2 separate regions of the Homo sapiens genome follow, and region 2 is linked to region 1. A link is an interaction called in ENCODE POLR2A ChIA-PET data of the cell type or tissue named here. Cell type or tissue: Panc1. All regions are shown on one strand. Each heading gives the region's core, and the rest is flanking DNA. Links, peaks and the distances in the headings are about the cores only.

Evidence for each region. ChIA-PET counts read pairs that join two places held together with the same protein. Peaks named below come from ENCODE experiments on the same cell type or tissue, not always from the same donor. Only the 100,000 strongest peaks of a DNase experiment are listed, where the experiment ranks them.
Region 2: POLR2A ChIA-PET joins it to region 1 with 18 read pairs; 7 of 35 experiments call an interaction of 5 or more read pairs at or near these places.

The regions. Positions count from the first base shown.
Region 1 is chr11:128,702,177-128,710,515 of GRCh38, forward strand. The region is part of intron 1 of FLI1 (Fli-1 proto-oncogene, ETS transcription factor); the gene reads left to right. Among named protein-coding and RNA genes, the nearest start is that of SENCR, 10 kb to the left of the region's middle. RefSeq lists a silencer at 2,542-2,631. In Panc1, for the core only: no CTCF peak of the experiment used is centred there; no DNase peak of the experiment used is centred there; H3K27me3 peaks cover 751 bases.
Region 2 is chr11:128,649,661-128,657,999 of GRCh38, forward strand. No RefSeq gene overlaps it. Among named protein-coding and RNA genes, the nearest start is that of FLI1, 40 kb to the right of the region's middle. RefSeq lists an enhancer at 4,262-4,762. In Panc1, for the core only: no CTCF peak of the experiment used is centred there; a DNase peak (open chromatin) is centred at 4,391; H3K27me3 peaks cover 554 bases.

The DNA of each region.
Region 1 (8,339 bases), core at 188-8,187:
ATTCATGTATTCATTCACCCAAATGTTGAATAATATTACCAGGCACCAATCTCAATAGAGCATTCATGTAAATGAACAAGAATAAGGTTTCTATGCTATTTCTTCCAGGCTTTGAGAGAGTAGACATTTCTCTTCTTTCTGATTTTTAGCTCTGAGTATTGGAAATTCCAAAAGAAGCAATACTCATTGGAGAAATCTTTATTTGTGGCTTATAATCATAAGGATGGTTAGACACATTTTCTTAAAGGTAACAACCAGTTTATATTCTCCATTGCCCCTTCACCCTTGGTGATATAATTTACTGTAAGGATATTTTTGGAAGGCTAGGTCTTCAGCCAAGGATATTTCTTCTTCTGATTCTCCCTTTCTCAGCTTTAGTTCCTCTATTTATATATTAACATGGGGCCAGGCACGGTGGCTCACACCTGTAATCCCAGCATTTTGGGAGGCCAAGGCGGGTGGATCACCTGAGGTCAGGAGTTCAAGACCAGCCTGGCCAATATGGTGAAACCCTGTCTTTACTAAAAGTACAAAAATTAGCTGGTCATGCTGGCGCATGCTTGTAGTCCCAGCTACTTGGGAGGCTGAGGCAGAAGAATTGCTTGAACATAGGAGGTGGAGGTTGCAGTGAGCCAAGATCGTGCCTCTGCACTCCAGCCTGGGCAACAGGGCGAGATTCTGTCTCAAAGAAAAAAAAAAAAAACATGGAGAAAAATACCATAGGTAAGGTGAAAACTAAATGAGAAACGGAGAAAGAATATTTATCATACATAAAGCATAAATGTCCTATCATACAAAGACTACTTACAAATCAATAAGAAAAGACACACCACTTAACAGAAAATAGGCAAAAATGCTATGAATAGACAACACTAGAAAGAAAATACAAATGGGCAATAAATAAATGAAAAGAATTTCAAGCACATGCATAAAGACATTCAAATAAAAATAATAAAATTCCAATGTTTATGACCTAGGAGGACAGCAGAGACTAAAACAGCTTAATGTCTCATGTTGGAAAGAGTAAAGGAAATGTCACTGTCTTATCCTCTTGGTAGGAGTATGACTTGGTATAATCTTTCCACAGAGCAACATCTATTTGAGAAGTTAACTATTTACACAAATTTGATAATGCCAATTCTACAGCTATGTTCACTCAGATATATGTACAATGTGTTTATTGTAGCATTGTTTGTTACAGCAAAAGTTGGAAATAATCTAAATGTCCACCAGTAGGGGACTAGATAAACAAAGGAGGAAAGATTCATGTAAGAAAATGCCATGCAACTACAAAATGGGATAAAATCAATTGTCGTATACACTGATTTAGAAAATTCTCCAATGTATATTATTACATGGAAAAAAGCAAAAAGTTCCAAAATATTGGGCCGGGCACGGTGGCTCACTCCTGTAATCCTAGCACTTTGGGAGGCCGAGGCTAGCAGATAATGAGGTCAAGAGATTGAGACCATCCTGGCCAACATGGTGAAACTCTACCTCTACTAAAAATACAAAAATTAGCTGGGTGTGGTGGTGCATGCCTGTAGTCCCAGCTACTGGGGAGGCTGAGGCAGGAGAATCGCTTGAACCCAGGAGGCAGAAGTTGTGGTGAGCCGAGGTTGCAACACTACACTCCAGCCTGGGTGACAGAGCGAGACTCCGTCTCAAAAAAAAAAAAAAAAAAAAACAAACGTTAAGAGAGACACAGAAACAGACTTGTAAAAAGGTGAATGGGCACCAAGATTTTATCCTGAATGTGCTGGTCCCGGTGACTTTAAGATTCGAAATTGAGGTAAATGCAGGGAGAAATTGGCTGGCCTAGGATCCGGAGACCTGAGTTCCAGCCCCAGCTCTATCCCAAACTAGCTATGGGATGTTAGGCAAGTCACTTCACTTCCTCATCATTCATGTTAAAGGTCTTCTCATATATAAAATGAAGGTATGATTTCAAAATTTGCTTTCAGCTCTCATGTTCATTTGACTCTGATCCTAGACAGGCTTTAAAACATTTCTTATTTGGGGGTGTGGATGATAGAACCTCACGTAGATGTTCTATCTGATCCTGTGTGGCTCTTCTCCCATAATCTCAGGGCTACATTTTGTACTGTGGAGTGACCCTCAAGGCCAGGTGAAGGCAGGGGCTCTCAGCAGGTGCTTGGTGAGTTTCTCCGAGCTGGTTGTTTTTATTGCCAAGTGACACTAGAACTGTGCTAATCCCTTTCCGTTAATGCAAACTAAGAATAGGGCCTGACGCCACTCTGGGGTCTTAGATTCTTTTCCGAAATTTGGTCTCATTTAAAACCCAAAACACTCTTTGGCTCCAAGCGTCTTTCCCGTGGCCTTTAAAAAAATCCTGTTTAATTGAAAGGAAATTGAATTTGTCTGGTTTTGATTCATTTACACTTAACTCTTCTAAAAACAATAATTTGATGTCCAAGGAGAATTTTGAGTCTCTTAATGGGTTTTCTGGAAGGCTTTGTTTCTTCTTGTTAAAACAGGAAGTGGTGTTCTATGGGCAAACACAGTCAACCCCAGAAGGCCCCAATTCAGTTTGAAACTGTATCACCCACCATTTTGCATGGGTCCTCATGACCCCAAGCTAAGGCCTTTCTTTCCCTAGTACTCACCTAAGAGAAAGAGATGCTCATCTTTCATCAGAGGGGGAATAAAAATGAGGAAGAACAATCATAGTTATAAAGAGAATAAGTTATCTATCCAGCTCAAGGTGACAATATCTATTCAAACCTTTAAGACATGCACTTGATCCCTGTAACAACCCTGTGATGTATGTAATATTTCCATTTTGAAGAGATTGGGTAAGTTACTCATGGTCATACAGGTAGAAAATAGAAAAGCAATTATTGGAACCTAATCCTGCTTACTTCCAAATTCCATAAAGCTTAGCCACTGTGATACATCACCAGATTGATACATACATCTCCATATAGTTTAGGCTACGAGCCCATCTATGGGGACCATGTAGGTTTTGTTACTATTTGTTTTATCTCTTTGTCTAAGTGACCACTATCCACAGTCTGCACCGGTCAGATTCATGAAACTGCTCAATTCTTCACAACTCTTTATTCAAGAAGGCCTATTTCCCAGGTAAGAAAGCCTGCCTGGCTTTGTTAGCAGGTGCACTGGTGTGAAACTGACAGGTTCTCTTTTTACATAATGATCCAATGAGTTGATTTTTAAATGTTTTATAGCTCAATAGAGAACGGCATATTCTTTGACCTGCCAAGGCTTCCTCCTCTACCCTTGTACCTTCGTTCTTTCTTCCTTTCCTCCTCGAAATCTTGCTCTCTTCTTCATTCTATTCCACTCATATACACACAAAACTATACACAATTTTTTTTAAAAAACATAACAGATTCAGGAGGTTATATAAAACACAAAGAAGGGAATGTTTTGCGAGGTTAAAAGGAAATCATTGAGTAGGGCTGACTTCAGGCTCCAGTTTCTCTTGAATAGCCTTTCTTGTTATTTCAAGGCTGATTGACTTATAACTGCATCCAAAGCTGCCTCACACCAGTTCCTTTTATCAGACCAAGTGAGACTTCCTGTGGACTGGCCCAGCTTCCTGATATATTTCCTTTTTCCTTTGGCAGAACAAAGAAAACCATAGCTCCAAGGATCCTTGGGAGCAAACACAATTTAGCCCTGAAGAACCTATTATTTTAAATTTTTCATTCTCAATGCGTAGGGCCAAGCGCCTGCCTTTGCTTTTTTTTTCCCCACAGCATTCTGTGTAATGTCCCGATGAACCCTATGTGCAATTACCAGGGGTCGATGAGCTACTTGAATTCATCCTAGTTGTAGTTTGATTTTATTCAAAGTAGGAAAATTAAGCCATTTTCAGTGCACAAGCACCCCCACCTCATACACGCATACACCTTCAAGAGGGACGTGGAACACCTCTCTACATAGGGTTTAACCTTTTGTTACCTGAGCTCAACACAACAGGTGTGCAAGGAAACCCTCTTGTCTAGAGATTTCAACCTATCTGTTTTTGCAGTTCTGACTCTAGAAACATGCGTATAGGAGAAGAAGCTTCAAGGTGTATCCAAAGGATCATCAAAGTCAGTTGAAGAAGAAATTCCAGAAATTGAGTTGAGATCGCTGCTTTTCTCTTTTGCCTGGAGTGTCTCCCACATCACTCCATACAACGTGGCCTCACTATTCACTCTACACATTACTACTGAAAGACCTTTAGGCATGACCCAGGGTAACAAGGGAGCACTGTTAAGAAAGTTGCTTGTTTCTCTGTCATATCTCCCAAAGTACCTATCACACATTGCCAACTTAGGATAGCCCCCTCCCCAGTAGTCTCAAAAAGAAAGAGGCCATTGACGGAGAGACAACTGAGGCTTCAAGATGTAGTGTGTCAAAAGATGGGAACCAGGCAAGAGCCCCTGGAAGCAGAACTCAAGTATTCATGCCCCCAAACACCACGCTCTACAATGAGGGTGTTTTCTGGAGCAAAGATATCAAGGCTCATTTAACCCACAGGGACTCCTGCTTCTTTGTTCATTGGTCCTATTTTCTGACCATTGTCATAATATTTCTGGGTGATTGAAGAGGGCACTTTCCATAGGAACCACATGGGTAAGTGAGTAATCATGTAGCCACCCAAATTTTACTAAAGTAGATTTTTCTCTTTAAAAGGATTGCTGATTTGGAAGAGGGTAAACAACAAAACAAATGTAGCTCTTCTGGCAAGAGGCATTTCTTAGGGCTAATTCAACATGGTTAATTCATAATGATTTTTCCTAACCCAGTTCTCATTGTTATCATGTCTAGTTGAAAATGGATTTAAAGAATATTCACAAAGAAGAAAATAACTCAGAAACTATGTGGCATGAGGAGACTGTGAGGGGGTTATGGGCACGGTTGGTGTGCTCTGCTTTGTATAACCTGCTTGGGCGATAGCAAAGGCAAGGGGTTAAAATGACTGCCCCACACTATGAGCTTAGGATCTTTCTTTTCCCAGCACGATACTCTGTCAATAGCCCTGTACCCAAGTTCATGAACAGTCAGGAATCCTGAAGAAAAGATTCATACATTATCTTAAGCAACTTCCCCCGCCCTGATAACACTGCCTGTAGAGAACCATGCTAACCTGCCCTTCGACTTCTCCATAATAAGAACACATTGGTCGAAGGGCACAAGTCCTCTTTCTCAAATACGGTCTTTGGTGCAACATAGGACTTCCCTAGAGGTGAGGGACTTGAAGGGCACCTGTACTTTTTGCACTTTTCTAGAAAGGAGAGGGAGAAAGAGCAGGTGACTTTTCTAGAAACGTCATTTCAGGAAACCAGCATGTGGAGACTTCCCAGGGTGCCTTGGGGAAGGCATCCAGCCCTGTGGCTGTGCTGCTCTGGGCTTCTAAGCCATTCCTTTTGGAGACTGTGGGTCTCTATAAACATACTGAGTCTGAAGTGTGGTAAAGGAATTACCATGGCTCCCCCTCCCTGCCTTCTTGGAGTTTGCCCCCTGAGTTTTGTAGACAAGCCATGACAGGGCAGTAGGACTGGGTTTAGAGCTCATCAGAATTATTTATTTCTTCCTATCAGTTTGGACAGGGTATGACCCAGACTCTTCTCTGCCCAGAGCACCCTTTTAAAAAATTTAAAACCCTGTGTGTATTTCATGGGAAATTTCACATGCCTGTTTCTGATTCACTTCCAATTAAAGGCTCAAAACACTGGTTTTGTAAGAGCTCTTTGATGATTCAGATTCTTGTTGGTTCATCTTTTTTTCTCTCCTAAATGTCCATAGAAGCTTAATAAATGTTGTTCAGACATTTGCATGCTTAACTGTTGAAAATAATTGGAAACAGGAAAGAATGTTTTGTTAGTGTGCACAGTACAAGCACACTTACAAGGGAAGGAGAGACACAGCCTCAGTGAAGGGAAACTCCTGGGAAAACAGGGGTATCCCTGAAGGTGGGTGCCTTGGTTTCCCCATTGCCGTGCATGGGGGAGGAAGCTTTCAGCTCAGAGCTACCAAAAAGGGAGAGGAGCGTTACATGAGACACAAGAATCCTTCTTACTGTGGTCAGTTACCATCGACAAGCAGTCAGTTGAGTGGTCAGTCTCATCCAAGATGGAACAGGTGGATTGGCATTTTCCATATGCTAACACTACTTTTAACTCCCTTCTGATTGGAAGGAGTTGGTTGTCTGCTATTAGAGCAAGCCTCGTTCTCCACCTCCTTTAAAAACTTTGCTGGTGAAGCTGTCTAGGTGCACCTGTGCCTAGCTCCCCTGAGAGAGTTTTATATATCGGTCCCTCTAAAGTGCTAATGTGGGCACCGGCTTGGGTAGTCTGAGTTCTGTACCTGGTTTTGCCTTAGGCTGGCTTCGTGACATTGGACAAGTTACTCTCCCCTTCTCAGTGGGTCCATTTACCCAAAAGGATTAAGGCTTCTTGATGATCCTCTTCTTCCATGGATTTGGTAAAAAACTGGAGTAGTGAGTTGCTTTGAGTTTCTTCAAGAAAAGCGTGAATTAATTACTACACTTTGACTAACTACTGGGTGGCTCATTGGATGGCTTTCTTGTTGCCAATGTAACAAGATTGCTGTAAATCATGCGGCATTTCAGATTCCGAGCCTTATTTGGACTTTTTACTAAAGAAAGAGCACCCGCCCCGTCTTTTTATTTGTCAGGCAAAGTTCAGTCAGCCAATATTCAGTTAGCCAAAGTTACCAAATGTGACTTCATGCCCACACAATGTAAATATAATGTGTCAATGCTGTGTGCTGTAAGGTGCTTCTTGCCTAAAAAAGGTGAGACAAAACCTTAGGAAGGCTGGCAGTAAACCTCTGGAGTATTTTGCCAGATTACTGTGACAGTGGCAGAATGATTTTGTGAAAGCCACATGCAGTCTGAAGTTTGGAAATCTAGGTTCAGACCCACTTATTAATTGTGTGGTCTTCGGTCAGATAATAACTTCTCCAATCTCCTTTCCTACCTGTAAAATAATAGTAGTACTGGTAGTAATAATGCATAACGTTAATTTTTCTACCAACCTTACTAATAATAAGAATCAAAAGTAGTATGGAAGTAAAAGCACTTTGTAATTGTAAAGTGCTGTGCAACTGCTAGTTGTTATTATCTTAGTTATTATTCTCATTCAAGTCGATGCATGAATATAACAGATAATAAATGTAACTTAAATCTGTTGGGTTGCTTTTTTCTGGCCTTAGTGATTTCAAAGACTTGCTTGCATGTGGTTAAATTCACCAGTTAGTGACTTATTCATATCTCTTTGCCCATGTAGACACCATCCCCTACAAATGCACAAGTACAGATCAAACATCCCATATTCCTCCTTTCCCTCCCACGTATCCGGCCATTGTTCTACTTGTGAAACTCCCATCCCAATCAATGGGGGGTTTACGTAAAAACCGATGGCAGGATATGAGTGTGGCTTCAGGAATTCCAGGCTTGTGCTGCTGATAAAGAGAGTTGTGTCAAACAGAAAACACCAGAGAAACAAATTCTCTTGTCCAACCTATGCTACAGCACTCCCTTGTGAATAGTTTTAAAACATCCGTCTGGCTGACCAAATACCTATGGCTGCCTCCACCCATACATCTACGCCACCTCTTCTATTATCTTCCCCATGTCCTTGTGGTAATACAGTACAGAACCAGGCTAGAAGTAGGTTAATTCAGAGGGAGATACCAGTAGAACTGAGCTCCCTGATTAAGGGATGTGAATTTAATTGGGTTGTGACAGTCTGTATTAAGTGTAAATGCTACTAATAGGTTTAACTGACTTTGGTGTGAGTGAAGGGACAACAGAACAAAAGAAGTAATTTGCCTTGAAGATGATCCTCTTTTAGTGTTGAAGTCACAAGTGATGGAGGCCCTTCTTTCACTTAACGAGGCCAGGAAAGCTGGGTTGGTCTTTATTCTCATCATGCATCATCAATATTTTAGGAAAGGTCATATTGCTGTCTTTCACGGTACACTGCACAACCAAGTATGATTATGTGACCAGAAGTGAAGGGAAGGAGAACATTTGCCCATATTCTACCCACACTGAAGTAGCTCAAAAATGAAGAGATGAAGAAAGGAAAATGGAGTTGACCATTTCCATTTAAGTGCTCATTCAGACATTTAGTATTAAAATGATGAACTTCTTTTGCAATCTTTTTATTGAACGCATTGAACTAGGTATTAGGGTGTTATCCTTGGCCAACAGAATTGGGATTTCAAAGTTCATGAGGCCGAACATTGAACTGCTCAAACACTAGTCTGTAGTTCCTAGGGACCACAATCTAGCTAAGATCAGCCCTACTGCTTTTTCTCCATGACAACAAATCACC
Region 2 (8,339 bases), core at 214-8,213, 52 kb before region 1:
GTAATGCTTATTCATTTCTTGATTTTAAACTAGTCATTTTCACTTTAAGTGTTTTTCTAAGAGACAGTATATAACTGAATTATGTTCCTTAAATTCCAGTCTGATATCTCTGTTTTTAATAACACAATTCAGTTCATTCATATATATTGCAATAATAAGAATGAGAAAGAGGAGGAGAAGGGAGAGGAGGAGGAGAAGGGAGCAGAGGAGGCTCACTCATCTAATGTTGCCATGTTCTAAGTACTTTATGTGAGTGAACTGCTCAAGTCTCAAGCCCACTAAGGCTATTAATCACAATACCGTATGGCTGCTCAGTTTATGTTTGCTATTAATTTTACTTTGCTTGTTTCTTCTTCCTTTGTCCCTATTTTTTCTTATTTGATTAAGTGGCTATTCATTGCAGTTTCCCTCTTTGTTAGAGTTCTTCTGGAATTTCTTCTCCCTTGAGGGCTAACATTTTTCTCCAAGTGCCCTTAATCCAGCATGTAATTCTGTACTATTGCTTGAAAACAAAATATCAACTATTTCTCCCTCCAAGAGGTTTTTTCCCCATCTCTCTATATTCTAATACAAAGAGATATTTAAAACATTACCTCTTCCTAATCCTGTTTGCCCAAAAAGTAATCTTCACAAAATTGTTCCTTTTCCACTCCACCAGCTCATTTTATTATGATTGTTTAATTCCGGAACAGTATTAGGATCTCCCTTATAGTCTGTATGGTCTATACCTTTATTTTAAGAATTGTCATCTAGCACCCACAGTGCATTTCCAGAACAGCCTACCGTTAATCCATTAGATTTTAGTTTGGATTCACTGGTTGTTACATTATTTGACCATTTCATAATTTTCCCTGTTACAGACAAGAGGTCAGATGCCAGTCTGATTGCTTCTTATTTATCTATAATTTGTTCTTTCTGTCTGGAAAATTTAAGGATTTTTCACTCTAATTTTGAAACTTGGTAATTTTACAAGAATGTGCCTACTAGCATCCAATATTTATTATATGCTGGAAACTAAACAATTTTCATGTATCAATTCATTGAATCCTTACAAGAAAACATAACGAGACAAATACTGTTATTAGATCCATTTGACAGATGAGGAAACTAAGCTCAGAGATTAGGTGCATGGCCCAAGTTCAAACAGCTCATAAGTAGTAAAGCATTGGAGGCTTCAAGTCCAAATGATTTGTCTCCAGAAAATCTGCTGTTGACCACTTACCACAAGTACTTTTTTAAAAATTGAACTTGACTGGATCTTCATGCCCTCTTTGATTTTGTAGACTTAGGCTTTTTTTCAGCTGAGGAATATATCCTTCTATACTTGAGATTTTTTTTTAAATTGACTTCCGTTTGTGGGTTCTTTTGTATCTACTGCAATTGGTTTAATTGTCCCTATATTAGTCCATTTTCATGCTGCTGATAAAGACATACCTGAGACTGGGCAATTTACAAAAGAAAGAGGTTTAACGGACTTACAGTTCCACGTGGCTGGGGAAGCCTCACAATCATGGGGGAAGACAAAAGGCGTGTCTCATATGGTGGCAGACAAGAGAAGAGAATGAGAGCCAGATGAAAGGGGTTTCCCCTTATAAAACCATCAGATCTGGTGAGATTTATTCACTACCATGAGAACAGTATGAGAGAAACCACCTTATGACTCAATTATCTCCCACTGGGTCCCTCCCACAACACGAGGAAATTAGGGGAGCTACAATTCAAGATGAGATTTGGGTAGGGACACATCAAAGCCATATCAGTCCCCCTCTTTCACTCTTTCATAGTACCATGGAGGTACCCCAGTTTCATGTCTACTGAGCACATGTAATATTCTGGTTACTTATATATCTCCACTAATAAACTATCAGTTGCTCAAGGGCAGGTAATTTGTCATATTCACTGATGTATCCCCCTTATCTATTTTAATGCTTGACATATGGTAGGTGCTCAATAAATCTTGGCTATTATTAAATAAATGGAATAACCTCACTCCCAGATGTACTATGCAATGTTGACTAATACTGTAGCAAGTCCTCCAAACTCTTTCCTTCTATCAACCCATGGGTATTTATCTCACGGAGCCAGCTAAGTCTATGCAATGTCTGGTTTACACCTGTATTAGTCCCTTCTCACACTGCTAAAAAGAACTGCCCAAGACTGAGTGATTTATAAAGGAAAGAAGTTTAATTGACTCACAGTTCAGCATGGCTAGGGAGGCCTCAGGAAACTTACAATCATGGTGGAAGGTGAAGGGGAAGCAAGGCACCTTCTTCACCCTACAGGATGGAGAATGAACGAAGGAGGAACTATCAAACACTTATAAAGCCATCGGATCTCCTGAGAACTTACTCACTATCATGAGAACAGCATAGGAGAAACTGCCCTCCTGATTCAATTACCTCCACCTGGTCTCTCCTTTGACATGTGGGGATTATGGGGATTATAATTCAAGATGATATTTTGGGTGGGGACACAGACAAACCATATCAACACCCTATCTTTACAGGGTCACAATCGGCCAGCACACTCTTTTTCCCAGACAATCAGACTAAAAGCACAGTACTGTTTTTCTATACTCACGACACTTCTGACACCAAATTGTGGGTCTATTCCACCCCAAATTATTTCCCAGTTCTCCAAATACCCACTAGGTTTCCTATAATTCAATTCCATTTTCACGTTACCTACCTGGAGTTAGTTAATGTCAGATCCTGCAAGTTACAGACTCAGTCCTACACGGCTGCCCCCACTTTAGATGCCAATCACGGGTCCAGGCCTCCTGCACTTCTGACAGACTAGCTATAAATCAGGGCTTCCCAACAGCCTCTCCTTGAGTTCAGTAATGTGCTAGAATGGCTTAAAGAACTCAGTAAAAGTTTATCATTACCTATTATTATCAATTTATTACAAAGGAGATTTTAAAGGATACAAATGAATAATGGCCAGACTAAGAGATACGTTGAGTGAGGCCACAGAGGGTCCTGAGCCCAGGAGCTTCTGTCCTTGAGGAGTTAAGGTGCACCACTCTTCTGGAACATGGATGTGTTCTTGTTCACCAACCTGGAAGCTCTCCAGACCCTGGTGTTCAGTGTGTTCATGCAGGCTTCATTACTTAGGCACGATTGATTAAAGCATTGGCCATTGGTGATTGAACTCAGTCTCCAGTCTCTCTTCCTTCCCTAGATGTCAGAGGATGGGGCTGAAAGTTTCAACCTTCTAATCACATGGTTGGTTCCTCTGAGAACCAGCTCCCACCCTCCAAGAGTCACCTCCTTAGCATAAAATCTGATATGGCTGAGAAAGCTTTATTATAAATAACAAAAGAGGCTCTGCTCATACCCACCACTCAGGAGAGTCCAAGGGTTTTAGGAGTTCTGTGCCAGGAACTAGCGACAAAGCTCAAATATATATATATATATATATATACACACACACACACACACATATATATATATATATAATTTTTAATATTATCATTATTTGTCATTTCATTTTTGGCCCAGTCTGGTCGCAAACTCTCTGGCCTTAAGTAATCCTCCTGCCTCGGCCTCCCAAAGTGCTGGGATTACAGGCTATATTTCTTATTATGATGCAATATCCCATAGACTCTGCAGCACTAATTTTTAAGCACATTTTAAACACCCTGGTATTAATAGAAAATAAGGAACAGTTTTTAAGAGACATAGGAAATCCCAGAATCCCCAAAGGAAGGAGAGATCTATGCAGCTGGGGGTGGAAGGGGTCTGGAATTGTAAGAGTCTTTCTGACTGCAGCAAAAAGAAATGCTCATTCCACCCGGAGGGTTACACACCCACAAACCACCTGCTGCCTGTCATAAGGCTGGCTCTTGCCATTTCCTCATCTTTGCCAAAAGCTTTATGCTTTTATCTTAATTGATTAAGATTTATTTCTCTGGTACCACCACTCAAACCTTAAAATAAAGGCAAGAAATGGCATCCGGCCTCTGTTTAAGCCCTCCACTTAAGACCCTGCCTCCCTTCCATTAACATTCTTCTGAAGACAGAAAAAGACAAAAATTCCCAACACCAAAAATGAAGCATATTGACAGAATCTGAGAAGACTCCCCACAAACATGAGTCTGATGGAACTTGACTGACGAAAGCAGCCAAGAGCGTGGGGGATGAAGCAAATCTGCTGGTCACCTTCCCATGCCAGTCTGCTCTCCCTCTGCAGTGCAGGCACTTCAATCCAGAGGGTGCCCGTGCCCCAGCCGTCCCTCACACCCTCATCAGGACTTGCTTCCACAACTAATGAGAACCTGAAAAGCCAGGAATACAGTCGGGCGGAAGCAGCGCACTGCCTCCTGGGAGGTGTAGGCACCAGACTTCAGCATGAAAATGCCCTGTCATGCCAGGAGACTAAGCTGGAGGAAGAGCCGCCAGACGCTGGGAAGTTAACTCAGCCCTGAGTGTACCTGACATGTGCCTGTTAACACGAAAAGAGGATTCAACGTAGGCTCCAGGACCCAGAGGACACACAGGAATCCACATGCTGTGTATATTAGCAACCATTGTGTTTGGTTAGCAATGAGTCTTACGGGGAAAAATGCAATAAAAAAACAAGAGAGAGAGAGAAAGGGAAAAAGAAAGGGCACATCATCTTAAAGACTCTTGGAAATATCAGACCTCTAAAGAGGTAATTTCAATAGGATGTCAGGAGATATGGCATCTTTGAAATAGTAATAGGACACCTAAGCAGAAAACAGAATATGAGGTAGAAAGAAAGACAGACAGAGAGAGAGAGAGAGAGAGAGAGAGAGAAGGCGTGGTGGCTCCTCACGCCAGTAATCCCAGCACTTTGGGAGGCCGAGGCAGGCGGATCACCTGAAGTCAGGAGTTTGAGACCAGCCTGGCCATTATGGTGAAACGCCATCTCCACTAAAAATACAAAAATTAGCTGGGCTTAGCGGCAGGCACCTGTATCTCCAGCTACTTGGGAGGCTGAGGTCGGAGAATCACTTGAACCCATGAGGTGGAGGTTGCAGTGAGCTGAGATCGTGCCACTGCACTCCAGCCTGGGAGACAGAGTAAGACTCCATCTCAAAAAAAAAAAAAAAAAAAAGGAAAAGAAAGAAAAAGAAAAGATGAAAAGATATGAGCAAGATAATGGAAGATAACAAGCAAATAAAAAATATAATAGCAGAATTAAGATGTTGGAAGGAAAAAGTAGAATTGAAATTGCAGAAAAAACAATCAGCAATTGGAAAATAGACTTGAAAAGTTCTTCTAGAAAGCAAAGGAAAGGGCCAAAGTGAAAACAAACAGAGGAAAGATGCTAGACACAGAAGGCAAAGAATAAAGGTCTAGTGTGAGCATGATGGCGTCCAGAGAAATAAACCAAAACGATGGAAACCAGAGCAATGACTGTAGTCACAGCTGCACGCTTTTGAGGGGAAAGCAATGTTTTTGAGACCAAAAGTCATCACCATATCCTAGGCAAAATCAGCAACAAGTAGCCACATTCCAGAACTCTATTGTAAGCATGTGGATAACAGGAAAAATACCTTGGAAGTATGCAGGTAGGAAAACCACGTTACTTATAGTGCAACAGAAAATAAGAGGGAAATAATATGCTCACCAATGTTGTCTTCCACTTGTGAAGACAGTAAGAAAACATTCTCAACTATGCAAGACTTCAGAATAGAATGCTGTGTACCCCTTTGGCACACACACAGCAAATGAGTGAGGAGTTTCAGAACCAGATATGAGAGTGTCAAGGTGTCATCATCCTGGCAGGCAGCATTTAAACAAATTCCATGTAACGTTAAACCTAAGTAATTGTTTTAAACCATGGTTACAAAATTAAGTGCAAATGTCAGAAGTGATTTTAAGAGAGTAAATACCGAGCGTAAAAAATGAATATATTGGAACCATTATCTAGACTGAAAACTAAGGAAAAGGAAAAGGGTGTGTGGCAAAGTAAAAATGGTGTAAATGTATATCATCTGTCGGAAATGCTTTAAAAAGCAACTTTCTTCACTTTGGATAATTAACGAAATGTAGATTAAAATAATTTTTTAAAAAACCAACTATCACATCTAGATTTCTCCTGTTAACAATTAAGCATGTTCAGATCTCTACAATCCTTAAAACGTGTTTTCGTAAATTTTCTTTTTTTTTCTTTCTTTTATTTTTTTTTTCAGACCATGTCTCACTCTGTGGCCCAGACTCAAGTGCAGTGGCATGATCTCGGCTCACAGCAACTTCCGCCTCCCAGGCTCAAGTGATTATCCTGTCTCAGCCTTCCCAGTAGCTGGGATTACAGGCATGCGCCACTACCGCCTGGCTAATTTTTCTCTTTCTTTCTTCCTTTCTTTCTTTCTTTCTTTCTTTCTTTCTTTCTTTCTTTCTTTCTTTCCTTCCTTCCTTCCTTCTTTCTTTCTTTCTTTCTTTTTTTGTATTTTTAATAGAGATGGAGTTTCACCAGGTTGGCCAGGCTGGTCTCGAACTCCTGACCTTGAATGATCCACCTGCCTTGGCCTCCCAAAGTGCTGGAATTACAGATGTGAGCCACCACGTCCTGCGGTTTGTGTATATTTTCAACCCCACATCTCCTGCTAACTTGGTGATTGCCAGTCTTGGGTGCATGTCAGAATCACATGAGAGCTTTCTAAAATATCTCAGTGCTTGGGTCCAACTCCCAGAGATTCAGATTTAATTTGTCTGGAGAGAGGCCTCAGCATTGGGATTTTTTTTTTTTTTCTTAGATGGATTCTTGCTCTGTCACCAGGCTGGAGTACAGTGGTGCGATCTCGGCTCACTGCAACCCCCGCCTCCCAGGTTCAAGCAATTCTCCTGCCTCAGCCTCCTGAGTAGCTGGGACTATAGGCACACTCTGCCAGGCCTGGCTAATTTATTTTTTATTTTTTATTTATTTATTTATTTATTTATTTATTTGCATTTTAGTACAGACGAGGTTTCATCATGTTGCCCAGGCTGGTCTCTAACTCCTGAGCTCAGGCAATCTGCCCGCCTCGGCCTCCCAAAGTGCTAGGATTACAGGCGGAATTTTTTCAAAGCACTTCACGTAATTCTATTATAAAAAGTTGAGAACCATGGTTAGCCCTTTCTCAGCAAAATTCCTAGGTTTTCATAAAACCCGTCTCCATTCCCTTTTCTCCTAACCTGCCCTCAAACCACAACCACCAGGTTTCTGCCCCATCACATCTCTGAACTAGTTCTTGCTACACCGAAGGCCCAGCAACTCTAACAGAATTTCCCTGTCCTCATCTGAACTGAGCTCTCAGTGGCTGTAGGCGCGTGTTCTGACCCTCCTTTTCCTGACGCACTCTCTTCCTTTGGGTGCTGTGGCTGCACATTTAGCTTTTTCTCTTATTTCGCAGTGTCCTTAGGAGGGTCACCCTCCCTACCCAGTCAGTACAAGTTGATGCTCCTGAAGTCTGGGTTGCAGACCCTCTTGTAAGAGGGAATCTCACTCTTTTTTTATTTTTTATTTTTTTTTTTTTTGAGACGGAGTCTCGCTCTGTCGCCCAGGCTGGAGTGCAGTGGCACGATCTCGGCTCACTGCAAGCTCTGCCTCCCGGGTTCACGCCATTGTCCTGCCTCAGCCTCCCAAGTAGCTGGGACTACAGGTGCCCGCCACCACGCCCAGCTAATTTTCTATATTTTTAGTAGAGACACGGTTTCACCATGTTAGCAAGGATGGTCTCGATCTCCTGACCTCATGATCCGCCTGCCTCGGCCTACCAAAGTGCTGGGATTACAGGCATTAGCCACCGTGCCCGGCCGGGAATCTCACTCTTAATCTCCTTCATGAAAGACAATCTCCGGCAAGCCATGACCACAACTTCCATCTCGTCTCTGATTATTTCCAAGTGTGTTTCTCCAGCCTGGAAATGTCCTGCAAGCTCCAGGCCACACATCCCACATGCACGTGACGTCCCTTGCCACCTCAGGCTCTCCTGCACCTCTCTGCACTCACGACCCTCTCCCTCAATACACCACTGTCCATCCAGCCACCCAAAGCTAGCAGCCAAGATGTCTCTTAGAGCTCTCCCTCATTTTCACGCTCCACATCCAACCCGTCACTAACTCCTACCCATAGCCCCTCCTCAGCATCTCCTTTTTCAGGCACCTCTGCACCTCCATGCACTGCCACCAACCCAAGCCCCACTGCTACAGTCTCTCCAGCCTCCAGCCCATCCTTGCCTCAAGTAGGTGTTGAGAGTCACGGGTCTATGCTATCAGCCTCCTCTAGATTAAAACTCTCTGATGCCATCCCAGTTTTCTCAAGAGAAAGTACAAAGTCCTTAGCATGGCCCCTAAAGGCTTTCATGGTCTAGTTCTGCCTTCTCTCTA